2 separate regions of the Mus musculus genome follow, and region 2 is linked to region 1. The links are chromatin loops, found by intact Hi-C in ENCODE. Cell type or tissue: gastrocnemius. All regions are shown on one strand. Each heading gives the region's core, and the rest is flanking DNA. Links, peaks and the distances in the headings are about the cores only. Region 1 holds the start of Ppp1r1b (protein phosphatase 1, regulatory inhibitor subunit 1B). Region 2 holds the start of Erbb2 (erb-b2 receptor tyrosine kinase 2).

Region 1 (14,728 bases), core at 4,533-12,532:
CACCCGGGCAGAGCTGGACAAAGAACTGAAGATCACCCACTGTCCCCAAAAGTCCATCTTTTGGGAATAAATTGTGCTCCCATCTCCCTAGCACCATGGGGAGAATCCTTCCTGGTTGTTTAGGACAAACCAGTGGTTCCCAGAAATTTCTAATGGGCACTGAGGTACCATTGGGGGTCGCAGCCTCATCCCTGTCCTCTGCCTCCTTTACCCACCACATACCCTTTCACAGCGACCCCAGCGCAGGGGAACTCCAGCCTCCTACCCCCACTTTGACCTAAAGGCTGCCCAGCGACTCTCTTGATCCTCCCAACATAACAACAGGCTGGGTTTTGCCATTCCTCACCACACCCCATCTGGAAGAGGGGTCCTGGGCCAAGCTAGGAACTGGCAGAGATGCCCATGTCCAGGGACAGCACCCCAGAAAATATGTAAGTCAACAAACTGTGGCCAGGCCTAGGCTGGAGGACATGGAGCCTGTCCACCAGAACATCCTATTCCCAAGAGCAAAGCTTGGCCCCTGATGCGCTCTCTCTCTCTCTCTCTCTCTCTCTCTCTCTCTCTCTCTCTCTCTCTCTCTCTCTCTCTTCCCCCAGAGGGCACTGAGTCTGGGGCAGAACAGCATGCCCCTGACCTCATTTCCATAAGACTCCATTGGCCTCTCAGTCTACCCCTGGGGCCAGAGTGCCCGGCTAGGAGTGGAAAAGTTGCCTGTGGAGTTACGGGTGTGGTGGGGAGGGCTCCTGCTGTTCCTGGCCTAAGAGTGACCAGAAGAGAGGACAGCCAACACAAACAGAACCCCAGGAGGGCACAGACAGGCACAGGTCCACACACACACCCCTTCTGGGCACTACAGAGAGGCACTCAGTCCTCGCCAGCCTCAGAGAGGGTAGTGCCAGCTCCTGCGGAGAGACTCAAGGGCTTGGACAGATAAACAAGGGTACTTAACCCACAAAGTAGCCCCTCTTCTCCATCACACACACACACACACACACACACACACACCTCTGTAGAAGAGACTGGCACCTCAGAATGATCACACACCCCCAGCTCTGTTCCCCAACGCACCAAGCCCACACATGTGATAGCACGTGTACGGGGAAGGCAGCCCCCCAACCCTGCCCCTGGGCTGATTCTGTCCCCTCCCCCAGTAGCTGCGGAGAAAAGGCAAGAGACACGTGAATGCTGGGTACATTGTGGCAGGGACTCATTCCCCCCCCCCCCCGGAATTTGCTCTCACATTCACAGCCTCAAGCCCCTCTCCTGCATACCACCCCCCCCCCCGCAAGCTGGCACCCGCCTGCCCATCACCTTGACAGTCTCTGACATCCTCCTCCACACCCACACCCTCCCCCGCACACACGCAGTCCTCCCACACGCTGCCACTCACACCCGCATCTTTGACACTCTGACACACTTACATAGACTCACACGCTCACACCGCACCGACCCCCACCCTCCCCAGCTACAGCACTCCAGGCCTCTAGCATTCACTTGCACATACTCCCTACCACGATGATGACTGACAGGTGTCCTCCCACGCACACCTCTCTCACACTCGCTTTCTAGGACACCCCCATTCACAGCGTGACATGCTGGCACTCTCTTCTCGACCTCACGGGCCTCCCTTAAAAGTCCACGTCCCGAGGGGGGGTGGGCGAAGAGGTTAAAGCCAGAGTCCCGGCTGCAGCTGCCCCTGCCCCCTCCCCTTAGCGTCACCGCTGGACTTCATTAATAATACAACGCCGAGTTCTGGGGATACTGCAGGGGGCCCCCGGGCCGCTCCCCTAGCCCTGGCTCCCACTCCGCACCCTCCTCCCAGCCCGGGAGAACACGCTTCTCGATGCTCATTGGCCGCTTTCCCCTAAGCCCTCCCTCCAAACGCCTGGGCGCCAGTCCCTGGCAGAGAGGACGGGCTGGGACCCCAGGGTTGGGACCTGTGGGGTGCAGCCAGTAGCGGCAGAGGCGCGGAGAGGAAGAAGGCAGAGTGGGGGATAGACAGAAGCTGGTAGAGCAAGGCCGAGGGCAGCCCGCCGAGATAGCTCAGGCCGGCAGCCAGAGCCCCGCGCCCCAAACCGGTGGCGCGCAGCTAAGGCGCGGGGATCCTGAGCTCTGACCTGGGGACGCTGAGCCCGGCGCTGCAGGCGAGCCCCGCTGTTCAGTCCTCCCGACCGTCGCGCGTTCTCCTCGTGGAGCGCGGGATTTTCCTGGGTGCGGGGACAGTGCTCCTCCTCCTCCTCCGCGCAGCACGCGCCACCCGCAGCTCCGGACAGCCGAGCAGGGCTCAGCCAGACACCCCAAGAACGCTCAGCCGCCCGCCATGGACCCCAAGGACCGCAAGAAGATTCAGTTCTCTGTGCCCGCGCCCCCGAGCCAGCTCGACCCCCGACAGGTGGAGATGGTAAGGGGGCCGCGCCCCATCCACGTATCACCCCCAACACATATTCCCCCACCCCAGCACAGTCCGTCCCGTCCCATGTTGGATCCAGCCTGGACTGCAATGGGGCGCCCCACAGGACTGGAAGTTCGCCGGAGACTCCTAGCAACTTTTCTCCGGACCTTTAAGCCTATCTTGGGCGGGAGAATTCCTGCAGTGAGCGTCCGGAGACTATCAATCAGTTCTCGGGACTGCCCTTTTGGCTCTTATATAGCCCCGCTAGGCTAGTCATTTATTCCCCGCAGAGACCCCATCACCCTGGTGGTATCCCATGGACAGATACAAACAGCTCTGGCGTCTGAGGCTGTCACTTCAACCACTCATGGTCTAGAGGGCCACAGTCTCACCCTATAGGCCTAGTTGTTGGTGGTGGTGGGGTGTCCCCAGAACGTTATTCTGACTACTCTCTGCTCTCAAGACCTGGAACTGCAACCCCAGGGAGTGAGCTGACATCTCTTCCTTGAGGGTTGGGAGACCTACAAAGGTGTGAGGGAGAGTGTCGGAGGCAGAGGTCTGTTCTCCTCGACCTAGCAAGGACACTTGTTGCTGAGATGCCAATGGCTCTGAAGAGGGAGAGCAGTAAAAAGTGGGCAAAGCATGTCTTGGTCTTGGGGTGCTTGGTTGGGGTGGGCTGAAGCCTGGGCCTAAGCAGCCTTTGGCAGCAGCCGCTCCAGCCTCAATTACCTGGTCCTCTCTCTATTTCCCTGGAGCGTCAAGGGGACCTAATTAACTGACAGTTGGTCTGATTGCCAAGCTAGGGTGGCCAAGGAGAGCAATTTTACATTTTTTTTTCCCATGAGAACTGGGTGATAAATTCTACAGCTTGAGAAAGACTCTAACCTCCAGAGACCCCAGCAGACCCCTCAGTGTCTGGAGTTAAGGCCCCCACTCGAGCTTCAGGTGAGGGTAGGGGTGCCTGCGGTACTGGGCTCAGACTTCCTTTGCAGCTGAGTCCAGCTGCTTTGAAGTCCTTGAGCTGACCTTTGGTGGGTAGGGCCATAGGTAGCTCCCTTGGAGTGCTTAAGCTGGCTGTAGGAGTTGACACCAGCTTTGGTGTCTAGAGAAAGTTCTACAGTAGCTGTGGAGTGTGGCTCTCTGGACTAGGAGTCCAGGGATGGTTTTTCTAGTCCTTTGGATCAAGTGTGCTGTGTGACCTTGGGCACTTTGCTGAACCTCTCTAATTCCCGGACTTTTAATCCCCGTAAAATAAAGCGATTGCATGAGCCGAGTGAGCTCTAGCTGCCTTTGATTCTCAGGCTCCCTGAGGACTCCAAAGCCCAGCTCCCAGCTGGCTGAGTGCGATGGTGAGGTGCCCCTATAGGGCATTTATCCTGTCCTTCCTTCCTCCATCTCTCTAGATCCGGCGCCGGAGACCAACCCCTGCCATGCTTTTCCGGGTCTCAGAGCACTCCTCACCAGGTAGGGTCCATTCCCTGCTCCCTACCCCAATTCTGGGGCCTTTCTAAGTGCTCCCACGAGAGAGGGTCAGGCTGGAGAATGGAGGCCTGGAATGCCAACACAGCTGGGTTGGTTTATTTTCTTGGCACCTGTTGGCACCAGGAGGGAAGGGCACACTTTTGCCGTCCCAGAGACTGAGGCTTTGGGGAAAGTAACCTTATTCTTTTTCTCTTCCTCCTTGATCATGGTTGCTGTATGCCTGATGGCCTTTCTCAGAGGAGGAGGCCTCTCCACATCAGGTGAGTTTCCTGGGGCAGCTGGAAGGACACTTAGCTGGGCCCTCTGGGGTGTGGTAGACTGATATCTGCAGAGCCAACCTAGGCCACCACAGGACATATTGGCATGTCAACTGCATTTTCCCGGAAAGATCCTGTTCTAGTGTCACCCTCTCTCTTAGTGGGGCGGGGCTGATGTGGGGTGTCCACGACCAAGAGAGGGTCCTGCTCTGAGTCAGGCTTCTGCTAATGGGGGTGGGGCTTTGCCTAGTTGTCCTAGGTGTCCTGTGCTCTGTCAGCTGTCCAAGTCAGTTGTCCCACTGGAGGGAGCGGAAAGGGAAGGGTATCTGGGGAGCCTGTTTCAACTGCTTCTTTCCTGTAGAGAACCTCTGGAGAGGGGCACCACCCAAAGTCGAAGAGACCCAACCCCTGTGCCTATACGCCCCCATCACTGAAAGGTACTAATCCCACCCCTCCATCTGTCTTATGGTCTCCTGGAACTCTGCACGTGGGGGAGGAAGAGGAACTGTCAGCTGGGAAGGACTGCCACCAACCCTTTCTGCCTGACTTGGGAGAATAGTTCCTTTTTAGGTTTCCAGAGGCAGGGAGAGGGCAGCTAGGGTCTTAACAGTAGGTTGAAGGGTTGAAGCGGGGAGCTGGGTAGCCCCACAGGACAGTAAGCCTTGAGATGAGAGACTCTGATGGTGTCTCTGCTGGGCCATGCTTGCTGCCTGCCTTCCCCTCTGGCCCCACGGCTCCACTCCAGTGTGCAGGTCTTCATGCTGGGCTCCTGCATCCACTTTTCTGTCTGGGTTAAAAGGTATCACTCCTGTCTCATATTGCCAGGTCTCATGGGTGGGCGATGGGTGAAATAAGATGAAGATTCGGAGGCTCACAGGGTAGCTCAGTGGTAGAGCATTCGATTGACATGCCTTGGGTTAAAGCGATTTTTAGATAAGTCAGTATGGTGGTGCAAAGCTCTGTGTTAGCTCAGCATTTAGGAGACAGGTCGTTTTCATGAGTTCAAGGCCAAACTGGTCTATAGAGAGGGTGCCAGGCCAGCCAGAGTTGCACAGCAAGTCCCCCGTCTCAAAAAGCAAAACAAGAATACCTGAAAACAAAACCAAAACAAAGTCACTTGATGGCTCACACCTGCAACCCCTGCCCTTAGGAGGCAGAGACAGGAAGATGGCTATGGACATGAGCCTGGGCCGCACAGTGAATGCCAGGCTAGCTAGGGCAATGCAGCAAGAGTATGTCTCATACAGAAATGAAAACTGAGTGATTCAGTCCCTGGCCTCTGGGGTCCTTTGCTTCTGAGGGTCAGGGAGAGTTTGCAGGAGAGACAGCGCTAAGGCTTAGGGAATCAACGGGCCAGAAAAGACAGGTGAAGAAATGGGGCGCGCAGAGGGGCTGGCGGCGTGAAGCCAGGTTTTAAGGACAGCTGGAGACTTGATTTCTGGCCAGGGAGCTGGGGGAGACACACCTGAAGGAAGAGCAGGTGCACTGAGTGAGCCAAAGGCCTCTTCCTAACTAGGTGCCAGTGGCCTGCCACACCCCACCCCACCCCCAACCTAGGCCTTTCTTGCCGGGCTTGTCCCTTCTCCTGGGGCTGGAAGGCAGCAATAGTGTGCTGAGAGTTCCCCAGGTGGATGGGTTTAATGTGGCTTTCCAGCAGCCAAGGTCAACACATGCACCTGTCAGCCTTCCTGCCACGCCTGGGAGCACAGGAGAGAAGCAGGGAGGACTGCAGAGAAGAGTTGGTGTTCTTCTTCTCCCAAGACAGGAACATGAAGGAAGGAAGCTACAGCGAGTGGCAGCGGGCAAGGACTTCCCGGAGGGACGTGTAGAAGGGCTTAGAGTGGGCATGAAGACAAGTGGCGTGTTACCCAGGAGTACAAGAACTTGGCCTTGAGACTGGGGCGTGGAGTGTGTGCATAGCACACGTGAGACCCTGGCTCCCAGTACCAGCACCACGTTAACCAAGTGTGCTGACGCGCCTGTAAGCCTCCACTCAGGAGGCAGAGTCGGGACGGTCAGAAGTTTGAGGTTGTGCTCAGTGAGTTTGAGGCTGACTCAAGGTACATAATGAGAGTCTGTCTTAAGACAATGTGCGTCTTCTCCATCCTAGGCTGGGTGAATATGAGGGGGACCACCATCCCATGTCCTTTCAGGGGAGGTGTTAGGGATGGAAGCCGGGTCTTACACACTAAGCACACACTATAACGCTGAGCTACACTTTCAGTTCAGCCCTCCCTGGCTTTGGCTGTATACTTAGGAAGTGGGCTAAGGGAGGAGTTTAGGGCCAGGAAATTTCTTGTGTACCAAAAGTTGACCAAAGATCTGTCTACTCCAGCCTCTCTGGGCTGTGTCTATAGCATCTGAGTAGAGAAACACAGGGATGGTGGGAAGGAGTCAGGCTGTACTGGGGTTCTTGACTCTTTTTTTTTTCTGAGACAGGGTTTCTCTGTGTACCCCTGGCTGTCCAGGAACTCACTCTGTAGACCAGGCTGGCCTCAAACTCTGAGATCTGCCTGCCTCTGCCTCCCAAGTGCTGGGATTAAAGGCGTGTAAGGCCACCACCCCCCCTTCTGGGTTCTTGAATCTTAACAAGGAAGACTTGGGGTAGGGGGATTTTAAGGTCCTAGAAATGGAGAGGTAAAAGAAGGAGACAGTGTTGTAGGGAAAGATTCTTGAAGGCCCAGGGAGGCACGAGACACTGAGTAATGCCAGCAGGAGCTCACGGGGTGGGGGAGGGAGAGGGGGAGCAGAGGCACTGCACACACCTGCCAGCACCTTGGATCACGAACTAAATAACTCTCCTCCCCCGACTGCCTGCCGCCACCTCTCCCCCAGCCCAGAGGCCCTTCTGCACCGAGATGGTTCTATTTGGCAAGCTTAGCCCTTTCTGGGTAAGGGCAAGTGTCTGGCAGGGCTTGAGTTTTGTAGGGCAGGATTCAAGAGCCCTCCAGGAAGGGTGGACAGCACTAAGCCTCAGGGGAGCAGTGGGGTGGGTGTGGGTGCTTTGAGGTCAGGTCAGAGCTCTCTGGGTTGGCTCAAGGTGAAACTTTGCCGGGTCCCCAAGGCCAGGGCAGGGCAATTTATTGAGATTTTATTGCCTGGGTAGCTTACCCACAGGCAGCGGGAAGAGGTAGGTTGGAAGCTGGGGGCAGGGCGGGGCATTGGGCACACACAATGCACCCTCTGTGCCTGTCCCTGAGTTGGCAGGAGTGCATGGCCCTGCTCACTGCATGGGAGGTTTCCAGCCTACCCCCTGGGCTGCAAAGGGGAGGGGCCGCTGTTGGATTAAGTAGCCCAGAACCACTGGCCACTGCAGAGTCTAGTCTGGGGGCAGTGGCCCTAGTGTCTCACCTACTCTAAAATCCTGATAGTCCCTGGCCCCTTGCTGACCCTGCTCTAGTCTTTAGTTTTGTTTGAGGGGCTTGTTTATGTAGCCCAGGATAGACTAGACCTCACTAGGTTTCATCCACTGCTGAGGATGCATTTCTATTCCTGATCTTCTTGCCTCTACTTTCTGGATGCTGTGATTCCAGGCTTCTGCTAGGAACAAAACCCAGGGCCCTGCAAACGCTACATCCCCAGTCCCCCCAGCACCCCAGCCTTAACCCAGTACTGTTCTTTCAAACCCTGACAATCCCCAGAACCCCCAGCCCGTCCTTGTTCCCTCCCCGCCTTGCGTCTTTGGGAAGCCGCCCACACTGTTCCTTTCCTCGGCTGCATCTGAGCAGGTCTTCGTGGTGGTGGTGGTGGGGTGTTGCTGCTTTCTGGGTCACCGCAGAGGGAGCTGGGAGATTAGGGATATGGGTCACGACTGTGAGGGCTGCATCTGAACAGTCCACTTGCCCAGCCGGGACTTTACGGGGGGTGGGGGGGCCCGCAGAGTGCTGCGCCCTCAGGCTGTTCCTGCCCGGGGAGCCTGGGAAAGAGGTGCAGACTGGTATCTAATGCTGGACAGTCTGGGTCAGAGAGGCCACAGCAAAATGGATCATTGTGAACAATATCAGGAAAAATGGCTCCGGTCTATAGGCCTGACACCTTCTGCCTGGGGTTAATGCTGCTGGGAAACACTTTCCAGTACTGGGCACCTGGTTATGGAAGCTCCCTGGCCAGAGAATGCTAAGCTGTTGCTGTGCTGGCCTGGTCTTGCCCAGACAGGTGTCCTGTGGTGCAGGGGAGTTTTCTGGTGCCCGTCTTGGGGGGGGGGGCAGCGTTCTCGGAACAGCTTAAGAGCTAATGTGATTAAAAATGTACGCCTGTGGCTCCTACCTTGGTTTGATGTCCACCCTCTGTAGAGTGGATGGTGGCCTTTCACCATTGGACTTGGGCCCCTTAGGGCAGCACCTCTGCCTCAGTGGCATGCATGAGCTGCTCCTTCATCTTGGTTGACCCTTGTCCCCCCCCCCCCCCCGTCCCCTCCGCCAGCTGTGCAGCACCTGCAGACCATTAGCAACTTGAGTGAGAACCAGGCCTCGGAGGAAGAGGATGAGTTAGGGGAGCTTCGGGAGCTTGGGTACCCACAGGAGGATGATGAGGAGGATGAGGATGAAGAGGAGGACGAAGAAGAAGACAGCCAGGCGGAGGTCCTGAAAGGCAGCAGGGGCACTGGTAAGCTGAAGGGGCTGTGGTCTGTGGTTCCTGCTACCGTGGGTCAGGTGTGGTGGCTCTTCCAGAAGGATCCTGCGATGTCCTTCTGCGGCCAGCTTCTGAGACCAGGCACCCCTCAGTCTTGGTTAACCTGTCGCCTGATTAGGTTTTCCCCACCGTTCATCCCTTTCTAAAAACTAAGGCGAGACACAGGACAACCGAGGCTAGACCCAAAAAGGAACTGTCTATCCATGGAAGCCAATTGTGAGGAGGTTCATAGATCGAGAGAAAGCCTAACATTTCCTTTCATGCATTTCTGAACCTAGCATGCGCTCTCTGCTGTGCTGAAGGAGGCTGGCTGATTTGCCCTCTCCAGGACCCCTGAGAATGTCTTTTCCTTCCTAGGATAGGGTGGGAGAGTGCCCTCTAGTGTCCAGATGTAGAATTGACGATTTAAGAGCCAGTCTGGTCTGCACCTCTACTTTAACCGCAGCAGCCTGGAGATAAGGCGCCTAAAACCTACACAGGAAGCTGCAGAGCCAGAAAGAAATCCCCAGGAGATGCCCCAGCACTAGACAACTAGGCAGAATGACCTCACTCCCTCTCATGGTTGTGTCTTCCACTCCTGGCCACCAAAGGCTGTGCTTCATCTGTTTAGCCTGGTGCACATTAAACTTTTTGGACCTGTTTTTTTTTTTTTTTTTTTATGGGAATGACACACAGTCTCCCGCTCCCATTCAGCTCTTGGGCTCAGACAAAAAAGCCTTGGGTCTCCTTCTTGCATCTCTGGCTGTGAGGTGTCAGTGAGCTCCTTCTGAGCCCCCACCCCCACCTGAGAACAGATGGGAGATGAATGAAAGCGACTCCCTCAGGAAGGAGAAGGGGGCCCTGAGTCACATGACCGGACCCTCAAGGAACAACATCAATTTCCCGAATTCCGGAATAACTCTGGAGACCAGTTCTGGGCCTCTTGAGAGTATAGGATCTCATTCTGCAATCCAGGTTGGCCCGAATCTTAACAGTGCACCTCAATCTTAATCAATGACCTTGAATTCAAAGCAATCCTCCTGCTTCAGCCTCCTGATGGCTGCATTTTTAGTGTAAGCCTCCACACCCAGCTTCCCAGAAGGTATTATCTAAGGTAATCTACACCGATCTTCTTACATAATATTTCCTTTGGAAAAGTGCCCATGAACTAAGTTACAATCACGGGGACAGAAGTCCAGGCCAGTGTTCTGCCCGTTATGCAGCAATGGATGTCTCAGAAGCTCAACCTCAAGCCATCAGAGAGCACCAGAGGGGCACTCAGCCTATGTATGTATGCCCTCTCTTTCAGTGGGGCAGAAGCCTACTTGTGGCCGGGGTCTGGAGGGGCCCTGGGAGCGCCCACCTCCTCTGGATGAGCCCCAGAGAGATGGAAACTCTGAGGACCAAGTGGAAGGCAGAGCAACACTAAGTGGTGAGCTTTGGAGTGTGGGCTGGGGAGGTGGGTGGGAACCTCATGGGCCAAGCCTGGCCTTGAGTCCTCTTTATTTGTCTTTCAGAGCCTGGAGAGGAACCTCAGCATCCCAGCCCCCCCTGAGCCTGGCACATAAGCTCAGAGCCCTGTATCTCCCAGGAGGAAGTGTTCCCCAGAAACCCACTCTGTCCCCACCCTCCTTTGTACCCTGTCTTTCACCTGCTAGGGCTGCGGCTTCTGACTTTTAGAAGACTAAGGCTGGTCTCTGTTTGCTTTGGCTGAAGCCCAGAGTCCCCAATGCCTTTCCCTGCCAGTCATTCTTCTATTTACCCGGTGGGAGTAGGGAGGTGAGAGAGCCCACACTGGAAACCCCAGAAGGCCATAAACAACCATTTATTCTCCACAAGTCCCCTCCCTCTCCAGATTCTCTCCCCTGGGCACAGGAGACCCACAGGGCAGGTCCTAAGATCTGGGGAAAGGAGGTACTGAGAGCCTACAGGTGCCCTGAGATCTCCTCCTTCCCCTACCAGTGGTGGGCGTTGAGTCCCCAACCCTCTCATAGACTTCAACCAGGGCTCAGGTCTCACGCATTCTTTGCAGAGCCTCAACATGTCCCTCCCTTAGTATCCCATTCCTGCTGGGTGCCTGCAAGATGGACTGGCAGAGGCTGCTTGCTGCGTTTTGTTTGTGCTTTGGTGCCAGGAATGCACTTACTATCTGTCCTTAGGGGGCCACACAGTGGGGGGAGCCTGGTTCTCCTTGTCCTCCAGCAACTTGGTTCCCTTCCCCTTCTTCCCTTACTCTAGGCCTGAACCCCTCCTACGCTGTAATAAATCTTTGTAAATAATTGTCCTGAGACTCCTCTTTCAGGGGAGGGAGGAGAGACCGGGAAGTAATGGTATGTTCTGACAGGAAAAATGGTGGTTATCTTAGGGTCAGGATCTTGCCTCTCGTGTCCAGCCCTTCCCAGGAAGGAGCCTTTCCTGCAGGCTATACGCATGGCAGACATACTAGCTCCTGAGGGAGATGGCTAAAAGCCAGGGGAGAACAAAGGTCCTTTAAATATGTGTGATGGATGTGGTGCTGCGCGTCAGTAATCTCAGAACTTGGAAGGCTGAGTTCGTGGCCAACCTGAGAACGTCTCAAAAACGAAAAATGGATTTCTCCAAGGGACTTGTGCTCACAAATCGGCCCTCACACAGTTCCCCTTCACTCCACAGTGTCAGGCCTGTATGATCTAATAACCAAGACACCCTGGGGTTTTATCCCTTGCTCCTGCACGGTCTTACACAGTTTAACTTCGGTTGTGGCTCCGCTTCCGGACCTCGTCTCCGAGAGAGGGGCGGACCGGGGCGGAGCTTCAGGGTCACACGAATCCCGATTGGCTTTGGGGGCGGGCTCGGGGGGGCGGGTTGGCTTTGGGGGCGGGCTCGGGGGGGACGGGCTCAGCGGCGGAAGTAGCGCCGCCGGGAGCTCTCCTTCCGCTCTGAGGAGTTGCCAGGCCGTGGAGCGGGACTGCGGCTGAGGCAGGAAGAGTGGGGGCCGTGGTGACATGAAGCAGGTGGGTTGTGCGGCGGTCGCAGGCACCGGGCGGTGGTACAAGAGCTGTCTCTACCCGACGGATCCCGCTTTCCTGCCCGGTGTCCGTCTTTGGTTCGGTCCGACCCAGCCCACACCCCTCGCGCTCCGGGTTCCGCCCCCTTCCTCTCCACTCGCTGCTGCGCGCGCAGGGCTGGGGAGGGGGTGTCTTGGTCTTTACCCGAGAGGGTCCGGAGGACGTCTGCGGCCGCTTTCCTAAGCCTTCTTTATAGTAAGAGGAGAGGCAAGGAGTCGGTATCTAAGTATTATGGGGGACAGAATTGGGTGTGGGAAGGGGCCAGACTCAGGGAAAAACATACTAATCGGCTGCCTCTCTGCCACCCGCTGTTTCCCACAACTTCCGTTGGAAACATCCACGCATAGCTTCCCAACGATATCAGAAAGAAGGCTCTTTAAACTCTTCTCAGAAGTGCTTGCTACTGTTGGCTTTCATTCCTGACATACTTCCACCCTTTGACTCCCCAATATTTCCTGATTTTTCCTCTTACCTCTCTGACAAGAGGGCAGAAGAATCTCTTTACGTTCACGCTGGCCCAACCCGCCTCACTGTGCATTGATCCTGGATGGCCTCATCCACTGTTGTCGCATCAAGTTCACGTTCACTGAATATTCAGATGGACGATAGCAGCACATCCCCTTCCTGGGCTCCAAATTAGCTGCCTGTCAATTATGCCTATGGGATACCTTCACTTTGGGATGATCTCACAGGTTTCAAACGTGAGCTGATCTTTTCTCTGTAAATTTATCCTTCCACTCTTGTCTTATCCAGGAGAAAAACTCCGGAATTGCCTTAACATCTTTTAACCCTGTTTGCTCAGAGGTGCCAGTATAGCTAACTCCCTGAACCTTCTCTGTCACTACCCTTGTTGACGTGTCTCTGGACATTTCCAGCAGCTTGTGGTCCTAATTGCTTGCAGGCAAGTCTTCAGAATCTAGCTCTTGCAGACTTTTATATCACGAGTCTGGTTATGTCACTTGCTTGCTTCCCATTGCCTGTGGGGAAACGACTGTGTGCTTGTTTACTGTAAGATGTGCCTGGCTCACATAGGGTTCTTCGTGTATATAGCAGCACCTCTTTCCTCTCTGATCTGCTGGGCCTCCTCCTGATGTATCCTTCAGGAGTCCTGCTCAGAGAGCACCATCTCCACACTGCCCACCTCCATCTCAAAGGCTGGCCGCCCTGCCCATCTGTGTCCTCTGAACACTCTTAGTGTCATAGCTGACATATAGACCCATGCACCAGCCTGCTTGAGTTTTGATATTGTTTTGAGACCTTGATGAAGTCAGTATCTTCCTTTCCTCTTTTGGAAGATGGAGATAGTAATGTGCCTACCTTGTATAGATGTGAGAATGAATGAAGTACTGTGTAGTGTATGCATCAAGGGACCAGGCCTATGAGTGCCTAATGAACACACGTTAGTTAGCATGTCCTGTGTAAGAGCACTCTGGCTTGCTGGTTATGAGTTAATTTCATCGGCTGCGTGAGAATGCTTGGTGTGGCTCGCTTCTCATTCTGTCCCTGGGTCCTAAGGTGAAATCCTGGACTCACCGGGAACAGGATCTGGACCTACTGAGTGGAATGCTATTCAGGAGTGGAAAAGATCCAGCCTTTGTGGTTTTGTTTCCAGCACTGCCGGGAAAACAAACAAACAAACCAAACCAAACCAAAAACCATCTTGGCACACTGGTGGCACACACTTTTAATCTCAGCACCTGGGAGGCAGAGGTAGGTGGGTCTAACCTGGTCTACAGAGTTCTAGGATGGCCAGAGCTACACAGAGAAACCCTGTCTTGGGAAACAAACAAACAAACAAACAAACAAGGCAATGGGAGTGATTGGGTGGGGTTGGGGTTAGCCCAGTAGTAGTAGAACATTAGTTCTTGACCATGAACAGTCCTTCAGTCCTTTGCTGTTCTTTTGCAATCATGAGTGCCCATCTCCCTTCCCTCCACCTGAGTGATTCTCCTGAGCCTCCGAAGGTCCCTCCACCCTGTGCTTCCCTCCCCCTCACTGTAGCTCAGGCCCCATGCGTCTTTTTCTGGGAGACATGGGCCCTTGTGAATACATTTCTGAAAGCGCTCGTCACATCCGGCCAGCATGGATTTATGTCAGTCTTTCTCACTAGACCCAGTGACCCCGATAGACTAAGCCAGAGTCTGTCACACTGCAGGTTCTCCTGTGTCCTGCTCTTAGCTGAGCTCTTGCACACCTGGGATCACTGGAAGGTCGCAGTGTGGGTTAAGACCAGAAATCCCGTGGCTGGCTGGCTCCTCTCATCCTGTTGAATGCTGGTGCCTTTTGCCTCCTCTCTGCAGATGAGGAAGCTGAGCCTTGGGGGAGGTTGGTTCAAGTCACTCAGTAGAGATTTAAAGACGGGTAGCTTAATTTCAGATGCATAGCCATGTCCCAGGCACTGCCTCTGTTCCAGCATCCAAGCGAGCAGCTGGCACATCAGCGGACAGGACAATGAATAGCATGCCATTTTGTTAGCTGTGTGCTCCTCTGAATGTTTTCTGGCTGGAGTGCGGCAAATGTAGGCTTTTGTCTGGCCAGAGCTGGGCCCGGGAGGAGCCTGTGCGCCCAGGCCTTTTCATGAGAGAGCTCACAGCTCTCAGAGGGGCCGGCCCTTTCCAGAGTGACTCTGGGGACTTGACTTCCTCAGCCTCAGTTTTGACCCAGGATCACTAAAGAATGGAGTAGAGTCTGATTCACAGCCCCTGAGTGGGCCAGAGGTCACGGAGTCACTGAGCTCAGGGCATCCTAGAAGGGCAGGGTGGGGGCAGGGGCTGAGCAAGCCTGGCACATGTGGTGGGCTCTCCAGTTACTGTGTGGTCAGAACCGAGTCTAGGAAGGAGTGGCCAGTTCCTGTGCTAGCCTGACTCTCCTCTTCCTACTTAGCCCTAAGGAAAGGGGAAATGGAAACCACTTTGTGTTTGCACTCATGTTTCTCACTG
Region 2 (14,728 bases), core at 4,078-12,077, 53 kb after region 1:
CACGGTCTTTGTTTCAAGCAGACGCCTTTCTGTCACCCACTCTCTTAGATTCCAGTTTCCAAATGTTCTGGGTACCCCACTTATCCCCATTTCTTATGTCAGCATCTTGATTAAAGACGCTGCCATTAAAAGAGCTGAAGAACTTCTTAACAGGTGTCTTTGTCTCTACTTTGGTCCCCTCCAGTAGGCATTTCTCTCCTATTTAGCTTTGTGTTACTGTGATAAAGACCAACTTGGGGTTTGCTTTATGTCACCCCATCACAAGCCATCATGGAGGGAAGCCAGGGCAGGAACCTGGAGGTAAGAGCGGAAACAGAGGCCTCGAAGGAGTGCTGCCTACTGGCTTAGTCACTTAACAACACCCAGGACCACTTGCCCAGGGTTGGCACCTCCCACAGTGGTATGGACCCTCCCATGTCAATTATTAATCAAGAGAGTGTCCTCTGTAGACTTGCTGACAGGCCAGTCTGAAGGAAGCATTTATTTTCTTAATTGAGGTACCCTTTTCCCAGATGACCCTAGCCAGTGTCAAGCAGACACAAACACAAAAACGAACAACAACAAAACCCAAAACTAACCACGGCTCCACTTTCTAAAATTCAAGGTTGACCAATCTCTTTCTTACAATTCCTTACTAACTCCTCAACTCAGCCTGGCCTGGCCTGCTGGTCTTCACTCTGTTGCTCCAGATGCACTTTAAAGGTCCATGTCTCCAGAGTCTCTTGTCCTTGTGTGCTTTGGCCCTCTTGCTCCTGCTTGTTTTCCTGTTACCAATTAAAGGCTGTGTTTTAAGGATGATTGTTAGCACTGGATGGATACTATGTAGTGGCTTGTCTTTCCCCGATGGGATGGAGTCCTTTCTTGTCCTGCTCACCTCTGGCACTAAAGTAGAACTTTGCTTTCCATGGGAGACACTTTGAGATCCTTCTTCCTTCCTTCCTTCCTTCCTTCCTTCCTTCCTTCCTTCCTTCCTTCCTCCCTCCCTCCCTCCCTCCCTCTCTCTCTCTCTCTCTCTCTCTCTCTCTCTCTCTCTTTCTTTCCTTCTTTAAGTAAATGAACAACTTAAAACTGTCTGGGTGGGCTAGCCACCTGTGAGTGAAGGCTCTTCACTGAACTCGATTCCCAGAACTCAATAAAGGTGGGAAAAGAGAATCCTCTCCACAGAGTTGTCCTCTGACATCAAGTGTGCTGCAGCACACACACACACACACACACACACACACACACACACTCACACACACTGCACTCTCAGGGGCTGGGGAGGTGGCTTATCAGTGAAGAATGAATGTTGTTCCTGCAGAGGACTAGAGCTCAGTTCCTAGCATCCACAGAGGCAGCTCAGGGTCATTTGCAAATCCAGCTCCAGGGGATGGAAGAACTTTTTCCTGTCTTTTCAGGCATTGCATGTAGACACATATACCTTGATCGAGACACTTGCTTCAGTCACCCCCATCTCTGTGCCCAACCACCAGCACCCAAATCTTTCTGTAGCTTTGATGTCATGTAACTAAATCCTGCCTCCCTCCCCTCCTCCCCGCCCCCCCCCCCATTGTTTTTGTTCATGGTAATTCTCTCTTTACATCCTGGAGAGGGAATTAGGGTTGTGGGGTAGGATTTAAGGATTACTAAATCGAAGGTGGATGAGCAAGAAGTACTATGGAATTACCTTCATTTAACCAGCGAAGAGCTCAAGGGTATATCATTCACCCTGAATCTTCTGTGAATGACACTTCTTCCAGCTAAATATAACGTAAGTACTGTCTTTGAAGTGGACCATCCAGTTGATAGGGATGAGGAAATTACTGGTTTTTGTGGAGATAAGGTCTTAATGTATAGCCCAGAGTGGTCTCCAAATTAGAATCGTCCTGCCTCTGCCTCCTAAATGCGGGAGTATAGGCATTGGCCACCTCAGTTCACTCTGGGAAATTGAAATGAGAAAGCAAGCCAGGTGGGGTCACACACACCTTTAATCCCAGCATTAAAAGGGCAGAAGCAGGGGGATCTCTTTGAGTACCAGACTTACACACACACACACACACACACACACACACACCAAAACAAAACAACCCAACAACAAAGAAAACTAAAATGAAAAAGCAGGCACTGTGGTCCCCAGTAGCTGATGAGAGACACACAATCAAATCCTAATATTACAGCCAGCCCTTTACCTTTTTTTTTTTTTTTTTTTGGTCTTTATTATTCTGAGGATGTATCTTTTATGGGAGGCCATTGTTTGAACTGAGCAGCTGCAGGAGGCCCTGAGAAACCAGAGCAAGGCAACAGGGAGTGGCTCATGCTAAAGGCTACATAAAGTCAAACTGAACATGTAGAGAAGGTAGATCCCAAAGGAAACCAGTTGCTACCAAAAACAGAAGGTCTGGGTCTGCCTTCGACATCTTAGTTAAGCACTCTCTCTGTTTTGATCCTTTCTAGACCTGGAGGAAACAGAGGTCGGAGGTGCTTACACTGTCTAGGCCCTGGGTTGATCCTGGGGACAAAAACTAAGAAGGGATTCGGAGCTGCTTTTCTCTTGTCCTGTTTTCTCCTGCCCACTTCCCAGTCAGGATTTTTTTTTTCTCTTGTTCTGCTTCTTTGTTTCCATTTACAAGACCCTGAATCCCGTTCTGACCAGTGTGATCATGCCTGAGCGCTGTTTAATGAAACCGGAGCAGTCCATTTGCTGTATGAGCTACTTGTTGTTATTTTCACCTTATTTACTTTAAAATAATTAATCGATTAATTGTACATTTTCTTTATTTCTGTGGAAGGGGGCGGGGCATACCCATGCCACAGTTATGCTGTGGTCAGAGGACAACCTGTGGGACTTGCCTCCTTCCACCTCATGAGTCCCAGAGATCAAACTCAAGTGGTCACTCTTGGCAGCAGGTCCTTACCCACTGAGGAAGCCATCTCTCCCTGGGGTTTTATGTCTTTTGGCAGGATGCCGTCTCCTGGGACAGCTCTCGGATGTTTTCCCTGCTAACAATTACCTGGTGTCCTCCCTTTCTCTGGTCTCCAGCTCAGAGCCCCCTTTCGTATTGCATTCTATTGGCTTAACCTGCTTTCAAATTTATATTTGGTTCTCGGTGTGAACCCACAGGATGGAACATCATGAACTCATTATTTCAATTCGGCCTTATGGAGCCCTGGGATATAGCAGCCACTATACTAGTGAAGGAAGGAAAGATGAACTGAACTGGTTGCTTGTGGGGAGCCGAGGAAGCCAAGAACGTTCCGAGCAAATGTGTGTTGTTCACATGACACAACAATGCCTCCGACGCCTTCCTTCCCACGAGGCACAGAGGAATGGCAAAGCTTTTCTCTGATCAAAATCCTAGTGTTTATAACTGACTGAGCAGTGTGTGCAAAAACTAGCAACTGGTAGCTTCCTCCTCTCAGGCGCCTGCAACCTGAGATTGCCCCCTACAGAGGCCTTCTGCAGAGACAGAATAAGTCCCACTTCCCCTGCAGTACACAGCAAACACACTGAGCTCCGGTTCTGTATGCTCATGCCCATCACCAGAGCAAGCACAGCCCGTCTGATCCCAGCTTCTCCCTTCTTCTTCTTCTTCTTCTTCTTCTTCTTCTTCTTCTTCTTCTTCTTCTTCTTCTTCTTCTTCTTCTTCTTCTTCTTCTTCTTCTTCTTCTTCTTCTTCTTCTTCTTCTTCTTCCTCTTCTTCTTCTTCTTCTTCTTCTTCTTCTTCTTCTTCTTCTTCTTCTTCTTCTTCTTCCTCTTCTTCTTCTTCTTCTTCCTCTTCTTCTTCTTCTTCTTCTTCTTCTTCTTCTTCTTCTTCTTCTTCTTCTTCTTCTTCTTCTTCTTCTTTTTTTTCATGACAGGGTTTTTCGGTATACCTCTGGCTGTCCTGGAACTCACTCTGTAAACCAGGCTGGCCTTGAACTCAGAAATCCTCCTGCCTCTGCCTCCCAAGTGCTGGGATTAAAGGCATGCGCCACCATGCCTGGCTCCCAGCTTCTCTCTTAAGTGTGTCTGAGTGTCTGACCTTTCTCCATTCCTTCATTACCTCAGTCAGGTTTCCAGGACTGAGCCATGGAGGACACAGTGGCTGCCAGCACTTATTTAAGGTCATGTGCTCAATCCCCAGGGCTTGCCTATACCCTCCAAAAGAACTGTTCTGAGTCCTGGGAAGGGAGAGACTTAACAAATGGCACAGTATGACAAGGGCTCAAAGCAAGCTGGCTGTGTTCTCAGAGCAAACACGGGGAACCAGTTCACAGTAAGGGCTTCTTGTTTATGAGTACAAGGCTTCGGGAATGGTGTTGAGCAAGGAAGGCACGGTGTTTGTGGTTTGGGAAAGGAGATGAGTGAAGGAACGTCACACTAAAGACTAAGGGGACTTCCCTGCTAAGTTAATAGCATGCTGTGCAACCGCTCTGTACACGAATTCCACTGGATTGCACACATACCACATAACCAAGCATTTCCATGGCTATCCAGACCCACCCAGAAGGCTAGGTAGAAGGCTGGGTCTGGCAGTGTTTACCTTTAATCCCAAGACTCTGGAAGGAACCAGAGGCAGGCAGATCCCTGTAATTCAATACCAGCCTAGTCTACATAGTAGGTTCCAGACCAGCCAACCACAGCTACATAGTGAGATCCTGTCTCAAAAAGAATGAAAAGGAAAAAACCAAAACCAAAACAAAAAACCAAATATCTATCAAATTTTGTCAGTTGAAGAAGTACTATCTAGAATGGAATGGAGACTAGAAATTCATAACAATAGGCTGTAAGTGTCATGTACTGACATGCAGAAAGATCTTCATAATAGTTCTGTTAAGTATAGAATGCAAAATACACATGGGTGGGCTGGTGAGATGGCTCAGCGGGTAAGAACACTGACTGTTCTTCCAAAGGTCCTGAGTTCAAATCCCAGAAACCACATGGTGGCACAAAACCATCCGTAAAGAGATCTGACGCCCTCTTCTGGAGTGTCTGAAGACAGCTACAGTGTACTTATATATAATAAATAAATAAATAAATAAATAAATAAATATTAAAAAAAATACACATGGGCACACTGATGTATATACATCACTCAAGTGAAGAGAAAGAGGAGGGCCTATTGTTTGTTATTCTAAAAAGTACATCTGGCCAGATGTGAGGGTTCAGGGAGGAGAGAAGGATAGAAGTGTGTTCAAAGCCAAGCTGGTTTACATTGTGAATTCTAAGCCAGCCACAGCTACACAGTGAGACTATCTCAAAAAAAAAAAAAAAAAAAAAAAAACTAAATTAATTAAAAAAAAAAGTAAAGAATATATTTAGAAAGATGTATAAGTAGTGATAGTTACTGGCTTTGAGGAGAAGAAGAAAAACATGGAAGTAAAGGAAAAGGCCACACACACATACACACCTTTCTTATGAAGATAGGGACTCTCTAGCAGTCATGGCTGGACTGGAACTCTATAAAACAGGCTGGCCTTGAACTCAGAGATCCACTTGCTGTTTTGCCTCCTGAGTATCCACCATTCCACCTGGCACAAAAGAAAATATGTATTCTTTCACTTTTTAAAAAATTAAAACATTTTTTTTTTTTACCATACATAGAAATCCTGCCTCTGGAGCTGCAGAGATGGCTCAGTGGTTAAGAGCATTGGCTGCTCTTCCAGAGGTCCCAGGTTCAATTCCCAGCACCCACATGGCAGCTCACAGTTGTCTGTAACTCTGGTTCCAGGAGATCCAAGATGCTCACACAGACATACATGCAGGCAAAATACCAGTGCACGTAAAATAAAATCAAGTAAATACTTTTTTAAAGAAGAAAACAACAACGAAAACCAAAACACCAAAAAACCAAACAAACAAAACAACGACAACAAACCTTGCTTCTAAAACTAAACTAGACTGACTAACTAACTAATTAACTAAACAAATAAATAAAAATCTATGAGTCCCCTTTCTGCTTTTCCCACCAGCTGGTCTAAGCCCTTGCCTTTCTCCTCCGAGGCCAAACCACCAGTCGCTTGGCTCCTACAGTCGTTTTTTGTTTTTGTTTTTGTTTTCTTTAGTCCAGCAGCCAAATAGTCTTTAAGCAGAGATCAGATCATGGGTTCGCTCCAGGACTCCATGGCTTTCCCTTGCCTGAAGCCTCGAGGGACCCAGGAGACCCCAAGGCCTGACCGCTGTGTGTCATTGCCTCAAGCTCAGGACATCCCTGTCTCCTGGGAGCCTTCACTGCTTTTCCAGGATGCCAAACTTGTTCCTGCCTTGGGGCCTTTGCACTCACTGTTCCTCAGTCTAGAACTATCTGGCCTGGCCCAGGAGCATAGGGTTGCTTCTTTTTGGTCAGACAGGTTTTACCTCACCCCTTTAAAACGGTGTTCTCTAGCCCCACCCCAAAGTAGGCTTCTCCACCTCCCCACCCCTCCCTCCCAGTTAGGTTACCATTACATTACCTAATGACTTTCCACCCAACCTTCACCTAGACAGCAGATTGCACTTTTGCGTCATTTTCTTTTGCTTTAAGTTAGGACAGACCCTGGCTAGTCCCGAACCTGTGGCAGGGGGTTCGCACGTTCAAGGCCTGCCTGGGCTATCAGGGTGAGTTCAAGTCCATCCTTGGCAATTTTGAGAGATTCTGTTTCAAAACTAGAGAGTGAGGATATACCTCAGAGATAGAGCGTTTGTCCTAAGCGTGAGGCCCTGGGCTCTATCCTCAGAACTGAAGGAGGGAGGAGGAGAAGATTGCCTGTAAAAGGCAAAGAGCAGACACAACAAGGTGGGCTCAGACAGCAACATGAAACTAGATCACTGAAGAAGGACCTTGGGATTGCCATGTGCCCTCTCTTTCCAAAGGCAGGGCTCTCATCCACACCCAGTGCTCTGAACTCTAGTGCCTGGGGAGGTAAACCTAGGGCCTCAAAGGACTAAGAGGCACAGTGTAGTTTGGGACACCCCTCAGCAAAACAAGGGACCCCAAACCGGAGGGAGGAATGCCTCGGTGAGGCCCCTGGGAGACAAGCAAGGGAGTTTAAGCTCTCAATCCCAAAATACCAATGGGAAGCCAGGGGTGGCTACAGATACCAGCTGGCCACCTGGGAAGTGGAGATGGCTTGAGTTCAGGAGTTCAAGGCCAGATTGGATGCCATAACAAAATCCTATCTCCACAGAAACAGAAGCAGCATTCTGGAAGCATTCTGTGCATAAAATCCTGGTGAGTCTTCAGGATTTGATTTTTTTTTTTTTTTTTAGACATGGTTTCACTGTCAGAAGTTCATTTTTGTTCTAAAGAAGCTTTGAGAGATAAAAGGAATTCTAGAACCTTGGCCCTGCATGGCTGAATGCAGGAGGTACCGGCAGGCCCAGGATCAGCCCAGCCAGAAATTGGTGAGCACCGTCCTTGAGATTAGGGCTAAACCTGGGTGGGCTAAAGATCAGTCCTCATGGTTAGGTTCCCCCTGTTCTTTTGTTTTGTTTTTTGGTTTTTTTGAGACAGGGTTTTCTCTGTGTAGCCCTGGCTGTCCTGGAACTCACTTTGTAGACCAGGCTGGCCTTGAACTCAGAAATCCGCCTGCCTCTACCTCCCGAGTGCTGGGATTAAAGGCATGGGCCACCAAGCCCTGCTTCCCCTTGTTTTAAAAAGGCCAGCATTCATGAGCACAGTGTCAGACAAGTCTTTACCCTCCCACTGAGGATCTCTGTGAGTTTGAGGCCAGCCAGGTCTACAGAGAGAATTCTGGGACAACCAGAGCTACATAGTGAGACTCTGTTGTGAAAGAAAGAAACAAAGAAACAAACACCTTTTTTTTAAAATTTATTTATTATTATACATAAGTACACTGTAGCTGACTTCAGATGCAGCAGAAGAGGGTGTCAGATCTCACTTATGGGTAGTTGTAAGCCACCATGTGGTTGCTGGGATTTGAACTCAGGACCTTTGGAAGAGTAGTCAGTACTCTTACCTGCTGAGCCATCTCACCAGCCCCAACAAACACCTTTTTTTGGTCATTCTTTTGTTTTGTTTTGTTTTTTTGAGACAGGGTTTCTCTGTGTAGCACTGGCTGTTTGGAATCACTCTGTAGACCAGGCTGGCCTCGAACTCATAGAGATCCACCTGCCTCTGCCTCCCAAGTGCTGGGATTAAAGGCGTGCACCACAACCACCAAGCTAAAAAAGGCCATCTTTAGGAACAAAATATCACAAGTATCTGGACTAGTCTCCTTTGGCGCCAGAGAGGCCTTCTGCCTACTGAGGGGACTCCCATATAGACGCTTCCCTTGTAAGCTACACCCAGGTCTCAAAGCTCCTTCCTTAGTAGGCCCAAGATTGTGGCGTGGACCTCGGACTGTGGACAAGACTGTCTCCTCCCTTGCTCTGTTTGTTTTCAATGCTCTGACTTGAGGTAGGCAGAAGGGAGGCTTGCACGGTCGCAAACACACACACACACACACACACACCATCACCTTCTGTGCCCCCCAGGCTGGTCAATGATTGACTGGCACTTCACAGGCCACTGGTTTCAGACCCTGGCCTGGTGACCCTTAGAGGTCACCTCCAGCGTCCAGAGCCCCTTCTTGTGCCTTCGATGCCAATGCTCTCCTCCACAGCCTCTTTTCTGCTGCTCAGGCCCGGAGTATAGTCAACCCCTCTTCCCTCTCTGTCTTCGAAGTTCCCTCACTGGGCTTGTCTCACGAACTCTCAACCTCCAATGCCCACCCCCCCTTTCCTCCCCAGCCTCCCCCTTCAGTCTTTGTCCCCAAACATCCTCTTTCCTTGGCTTTCCTGGCAGGCCTTGCTAAAGCGACAGTTGAGTAGAGAATCCAAACGGCATCGCCCCCCCTCCTCCCGCCCCCCTTCCTCTCCCCTTGTCAAACACCAGAGAAGGTTTTTCCTTTTCCTTCCAGGCTCTGAATGCACTCTTTCTCTCGGGGAGGTTCAGCCCTCCGGAGCCTCCTCCCCAGGGTGTGAGTTCTGACCCCAGCTCCTCCTCCTCCTCCCCCTCCCTTGCCGGCTCAGCACCCAGGCCCCGCCCTCCATGCAGCCCACTAGGGCTGAGCATTGTCTACAGTGCTGTGCTTCTTCCAGGGGTCTGGGATGCCCAGTACGTGGGCTTACTTGCAGGAAAGAGGGAGAGAGGAGGAGGAGGTTTTTTTTTTTTTTTTTTTTTTTTTTTTTTTGCAGATGGTGGGACCCGGGTGGTTGATGGATGGAGGAGCCACTTCTGCTCCCCTATAGTGGTCTAGGGAGAAGGGTGGTTCATGGACCCCTTGCTTGAAGATAATGTTGAAGCCAGAGCTTTCTTGGCTTAGTTCCAGACTCAGCTGTATGACTTCAGAAAGTTGCAGTTACCGCTTAGGACAGAGGTTCTCAATCTGTGGGTCGCGACCTATCAGACACTCCTCTCTTTCTAAAACTATTAACATTGCGATTCATAACAGCAGCAAAGTTTACAGTTACGAAGCAGCAATGAAGACTACATGAGGGACTGTATTACAGGGTCCCAGCATTAGGAAGGATGAGAACCACTGGCTTAGAATTTCAGGGTGCCTGGTCTGCAAAATGAAGAATAATGATACAACACTTGGGACTTCGGAGTCCTGAGAGGAGGGATGTGCCTGCAGAGCGATACAGTTGCAGTTCAACCGCTGAGGCCATCCTTAACAGCTCTCTCTCAGCTGCGCTAAAGGAAAGCAGGAGAGGGGCAGGGCTGGGGGAGAAGGGACACCTTTGATCTGACCTTTAGGGTCTTAGCATGCCAGGATACAGCCAGCAATGGCTCTGAGAGCCAGGTTAGTATATCATCTCAGGAGAGCTGAGAAGTTGCAGCTCTGAGGGACACAGAGATTAGCTCAGGGGCTGGAAGATGTGGCCAGGGTAAGAACTGGGTTTTGCTAGGGCTCAGATATTCCCATTGCCTTAAGACATCCTGGGCAGCAAATGTCTTAATCTTTTTGACTCTTGATTTTCATAATCTCAAATAGGTGTGTGTATTTCATTTTGTTATTAAGATTTTTGACCTCAAATCCCCAACCCCTCTCCTCAACTTCCCAAGTGTTGGGATTCTAGTGGTGAGCCATCATCCCCAGCTGAAAATAGGGACAGCTAATCAGAGGGGCTGCTTTGTCACATGTATGTGTTGAACATTCCTGACAATGATCAATGAGTAAATCATTGGATATCATCACCTAATATGTATATTATATAATATTATATATTATAGATGCATACATAATATATACATATATATATATGTCACCACATGTGATTCTTATTACATATGATGCACATACATTTTTTTCTCTCTATTCAAATTCCTTCCTGTCCCCTCTTCCCTGCCCCAATGCTAGGCAAATACATTATCACCAAAACACAGGCTCAGCCCTCTTGTTCTACTTCTGGGTGTGGTGGTGTGATTTATAATGTTGTATTCTTTCTCTTTGAGTACCTCAAATTGATCCCCACAAACACCCCATCTGCCCCAGAATGGCTAAATCTGGGATCATTTACTGAGCAGTTATTATGTGTCAAGCACTACACTGCTGAGTGCTTCTAGAGTGTCTTCTCCTTTAGCCCCTAGCACACACAGTCTTACAGATTTGTAAAACAAGACCCAGAGATCGTCAGTCACTTGCCTAAGGTCTCACTGCCAGAATGTGATAGAGGGAAGATACGAACTCAGGTCTTCTAGATACCAGAGTCCCATGTTCTTTGGCCCCTAGCGTGGAAGTGTCTGCCTGAAACTGAGTTTCAGTTCAATGAAAGTAGATTAAGAGAGGGCCACCCTTCATTTCTCTCCCCCAAAGATGCCTCTGATTGCATCTTGACCAGCACAGGTGTGTTCTTTACTGGAACATTCCAAGTACCATCATCAGATGTAGCAGATAAAGAAGAAGGACGTAATGAAGTTCAATTTGAATTTCAGATAAACGACGGGCAATTCATCCTGGTAAACATGTCTCTTGCAATGTGTTCTTGGAGTTTCCAACCAAAGGCATACCTTTGTTTCCTTTCTCACCTGTTACCAGGCTTCAGGAGTGATATCTAGGTACTTCAGGGGTAAACTGGCAGGCGAAAAGGACAGGGAGAGAGAGGACGATGAATGAAACTGAGAACTGGGTAAAGTCAGAACGAAGTGGGCATGGGGTTGGAGAGATGGCTAAGCAGTTGAGAGCCTGTGCTGCTCTTGCAGAGGACCCAAGTTCTGTTTCCAGCACCAAAGTGGGTGGGCGGCACCCTGTAACTCCAGCTCTGGGGGATTCCCACTTCCTCTTCTGACCTCTGTGGGCAACAGCACTTATGTGACACCCCCCAAAACCCATATATGACCACACATAATTTGAAATAAAAATAAGTCTTAAAAAGAGAAAGAAACAGGAGAAGCTGTTCTTCCAAGGATGAACAGAGGGCTCCCGATGTGACTCGCTTCTCCTAGTTCTGTGGGTTCCTTTAAGATCAGGCAGGAGATACCCAAAAGGACAGAATTGATATCCCAGAGAGTCTTGGAAGTCACCAGTTAGACATAACACATTCCCTTCCCAGGCTGATTTTACCTGAGGATGTGGCGACAAACCATTTATCTGGTATTAAGAGTGTGATGCAAACGTTCCAAGAGTATCCAAGATAAAACCCACCCAAGACTGCAAAGAGGGGTAAAGAGATGCCCTGCTTTTAGGAAGTGGGTGAGAACTGCAAGCAAGCAAGCGAGGCGTCAGGGCACAGGGCGCGACGCACCCAGGCCTGCGCCGGGAGGGAGAAAGTGAAGCTGGGAGCAGCCACTCCCAGTCTTGCTGGAATGCAGTTGGAGGGGTGGGGGGGCGAGCCGGGAGCGCGCGGCTCCCAATCACCGGCGGCGGAGGAGGCGGAGGAGGAGGGCTGCTCGAGGAAGTGCGGCGTGAAGTTGTGGAGCTGAGATTGCCCGCCGCTGGGGACCCGGAGCCCAGGAGCGCCCCTTCCCAGGCGGCCCCTTCCGGCGCCGCGCCTGTGCCTGCCCTCGCCGCGCCCCGCGCCCGCAGCCTGGTCCAGCCTGAGCCATGGGGCCGGAGCCGCAGTGATCATCATGGAGCTGGCGGCCTGGTGCCGTTGGGGGTTCCTCCTCGCCCTCCTGTCCCCCGGAGCCGCGGGTACCCAAGGTGGGTCTTGGCTTGGGGAGGGCTCGGGCCGCTACGGCTGCGCCCACGGGCGGCCGGAGCCGCGGGGCCCCGAGAGCTCCACGGCCGGGCGGTCCGGGACGTTGGGACGATTCCGGCTACCGGCGCCGCGGCCCGGAGGAGATCGGAGCAGTTGGGGATGGGACAGTCACTCGGAGAACCACACTGGAGGTCCGGACCGGCCCCTTCTCGCTACACCGGAGCCTCCCGGGCTCCAGGAGACTCCGGGAACTCCTTGGGAAAGTTCTCTGAAACTAGTCGGAAAGTTTTCCTCCGGAGGGTGTGTGAAGCGCTGTGCGTGCGTGCGCCTGCTTCCCCCCTTTCGAGCCCCCCTCACGCTTTCTCAGAGCTCTTCCAGTTGGCAGCCTCCGCCTCCGGACCGGACTGGGCAGGATGCCTTCGGGGTCCCCTCTGCCCCTCCCCTCCCCCTTCCCACCCCCTCTGGCCCTTTGGGTTTAGTAAGTTACTCCAGCTTCCAGTGGGGTCGCCGTGGAGGGGGCGGTGGGGAAAGTAACCCATCCTGTCGAGCAGGGAGGACCGAGTGGCGGCTCCGCAGTTGAGTTGCCTATCGATAGTGTCTGGGATATGGGGGAGCAGGAGGAGGGGCAGGCATTTGTTTGCAACAGTTCTCTCTCATTCTCTCTCTCTCTCTCTCTCTCTCTCTCTCTCTCTCTCTCTCTCTCTCTCTCTCTCTCTCTCTTCTGTGCTGGGGATGGAACACCCCTACCCTCCATCCCAGTCTCGCCCGTGTTAGGCAAGCCCTCTATCACAGTGCTGCACACTCCACAGCCCTGTTTTGAACAAATTTCCTTAGAGCCAGCTTAAGTACTGTGTGCTTTGGGATTCCGGGAAGGCTCGGATCTTGAAGGGTGGTCTTGTGTTTTCCCGGCTTCCATACAATAAACTGGAAAGGGTTCCTGGGCATTTGGGGGCGGGGGGAGGGCACCGAAAAGGAGTAAGGTCAGCTAGGGGTAGACAGAGAGCTGGGTTGTTTTCTTGCCTTTATCTTCGTGTTGGGGGCTGGGAGGGTGACCCAGCAGTGTGTATACTGACCCATATGTCCAGTTCTACCATGAGCGTAAAAGCTGACAGTCACCCCGTGTGGGTCAGCTCTGCCAGGCTCCGTGGGTGGTGGCTTGCATGCATTCCTTCTACAGTACTAAGAACAACTCCACAGTGGAAACATTAGTAGCCTTCTCCTTGTCCCAGGGGGGAAACCTGGGCTGGGGAAATGAAGTATCCTGGAGTAACTGGTGGATCCCAGGCAATGTGACCAGCCACAGGATATGATATATGATTCACATAAATACGAGTCTAGCTGAGCAGTGCGGAGACACTGCTTCCGTAATCAGTGGGCTGTATTGAAGATGCAGAACACAGGTTCTGGAAACAGTAGGTGCTCTCCAGAGGCCAGCGAGCCTGGAGGCTGGTGGAGTATCACCATCTGTGCCCCCTTGCCCCCCTCTCCTGCCCCAGTTCCTGACAGCACACTGCTGTGCTCACTGTGGGATACCCCTGTGTGTCTGAGGTTTTTATGATGGTTGTGTGTTCCTCCCAGTTTCTGTTGCCAAACAGCAGTCTCTCTGCTGACTTGGGGACACAGGATGAACTCTGCCCTCTCTAGGAACTTCCTCAAGGCACTGGGCTCTATCTGTTGTAAACACTGGGAGATGCCCCTTGCCTTCTTCAGGATGGAGTCTCCTTTCAGTTTCTCAGGAGGCCAGCCTTCCTGCTGACTTTCCGTGCAGAAGAGTGAGGTTAGACCCTTCACCTGAGCTGGGTAGGGTCTGCAGTTGACCAGAAGTGGCCCTGTGCTGTAGAGCTGGAATCTGAAGGGTCTGCTCTCCAGACAGGGAGTGGAGGGCTGCTGAGCCTTCATCCCTTCAGATGCACTGCTGGATGCAGAGGGACAAGGCAGAGTTTGCCTTGCCAGGAATGGTTAAAAGGGCAGGGCACCATCAGCTGCCTCTAGCTCCAGGTTCGACCCCAGAACTGGTCTTGGGCAGGTGTGTAGGGGAAAGGAGATCTGGGGAGACCCAGAGGATCAAGCTGTTGCTGGGTTCCTCAGTACTAAAGGTTTTGTGAAATGCAGTAAACACAGGTCTTTAACTTGGCAGGGGTCATTCCTATTTCAATTCTAGTCTGAGTCTCTCCAGGCCCTTCCTACCTTTTGTTATACATACGGGGACTAAATAGATTCCTCTTGCAGAAGACCTGGGGCTCAGTTCCCAGTTCTCACCTGGTGGCTCACAACCATTCATAACTCCAATTCTAGATTGGATGCTTAATTCTGACCTCCACAGGCACCAGGCATGTGTGTTAGTGCAGACACAAGGGCAGGCAAGAGACACACATCAAGTAAAATTAACCCTAACAAGAAAAGAGAGAAATATATTGCATCTCAAAATCAAATGGAAAAGGCTTTCTCTTTTCTCCTGTAATTACCCAGATCCCACTAAGTGCTTGTCTCCCGTTTTAAAAACTTCTTTCTGCTTCTTACATGCCAGATCATTTTCCATAGATGGTTTTGTGCTCTCTCTCTGCACTGTCCCGTGAAGCAGGTGCACAGATGAAACACACACACACACACACACACACACACACACACACACACACACACACACAC

What was found. Peaks named below come from ENCODE experiments on the same cell type or tissue, not always from the same donor. Only the 100,000 strongest peaks of a DNase experiment are listed, where the experiment ranks them.
Region 2: a loop joins it to region 1, with 2.0 times the contacts of the local background. A loop is called at or near these places in 3 of 42 quality-filtered maps.

Annotation. Positions count from the first base shown.
Region 1 is chr11:98,346,774-98,361,501 of GRCm38, forward strand. It overlaps Ppp1r1b (protein phosphatase 1, regulatory inhibitor subunit 1B), which reads left to right and starts at 1,633. Exons shown (of 7, transcript NM_144828.2): 1 at 1,633-2,401; 2 at 3,796-3,856; 3 at 4,112-4,134; 4 at 4,493-4,568; 5 at 8,554-8,736; 6 at 10,052-10,174; 7 at 10,260-11,023. The coding sequence starts at 2,321. The coding sequence ends at 10,297. It overlaps Stard3 (START domain containing 3), which reads left to right and starts at 11,595. Exons shown (of 15, transcript NM_021547.3): 1 at 11,595-11,735. 1700003D09Rik (RIKEN cDNA 1700003D09 gene) reads right to left here and starts at 11,510. Exons shown (of 3, transcript NR_045477.1): 1 at 11,464-11,510; 2 at 8,650-8,714; 3 at 3,945-5,221. In gastrocnemius, for the core only: no CTCF peak of the experiment used is centred there; DNase peaks (open chromatin) are centred at 9,141, 10,899, 11,585 and 11,837; H3K4me3 peaks cover 1,753 bases; H3K27ac peaks cover 2,156 bases.
Region 2 is chr11:98,400,652-98,415,379 of GRCm38, forward strand. Erbb2 (erb-b2 receptor tyrosine kinase 2) reads left to right here and starts at 11,833. Exons shown (of 27, transcript NM_001003817.1): 1 at 11,833-12,084. The coding sequence starts at 12,012. It also overlaps a transcript of Pgap3 not described here. In gastrocnemius, for the core only: no CTCF peak of the experiment used is centred there; DNase peaks (open chromatin) are centred at 8,976 and 11,910; H3K4me3 peaks cover 1,030 bases; H3K27ac peaks cover 1,075 bases.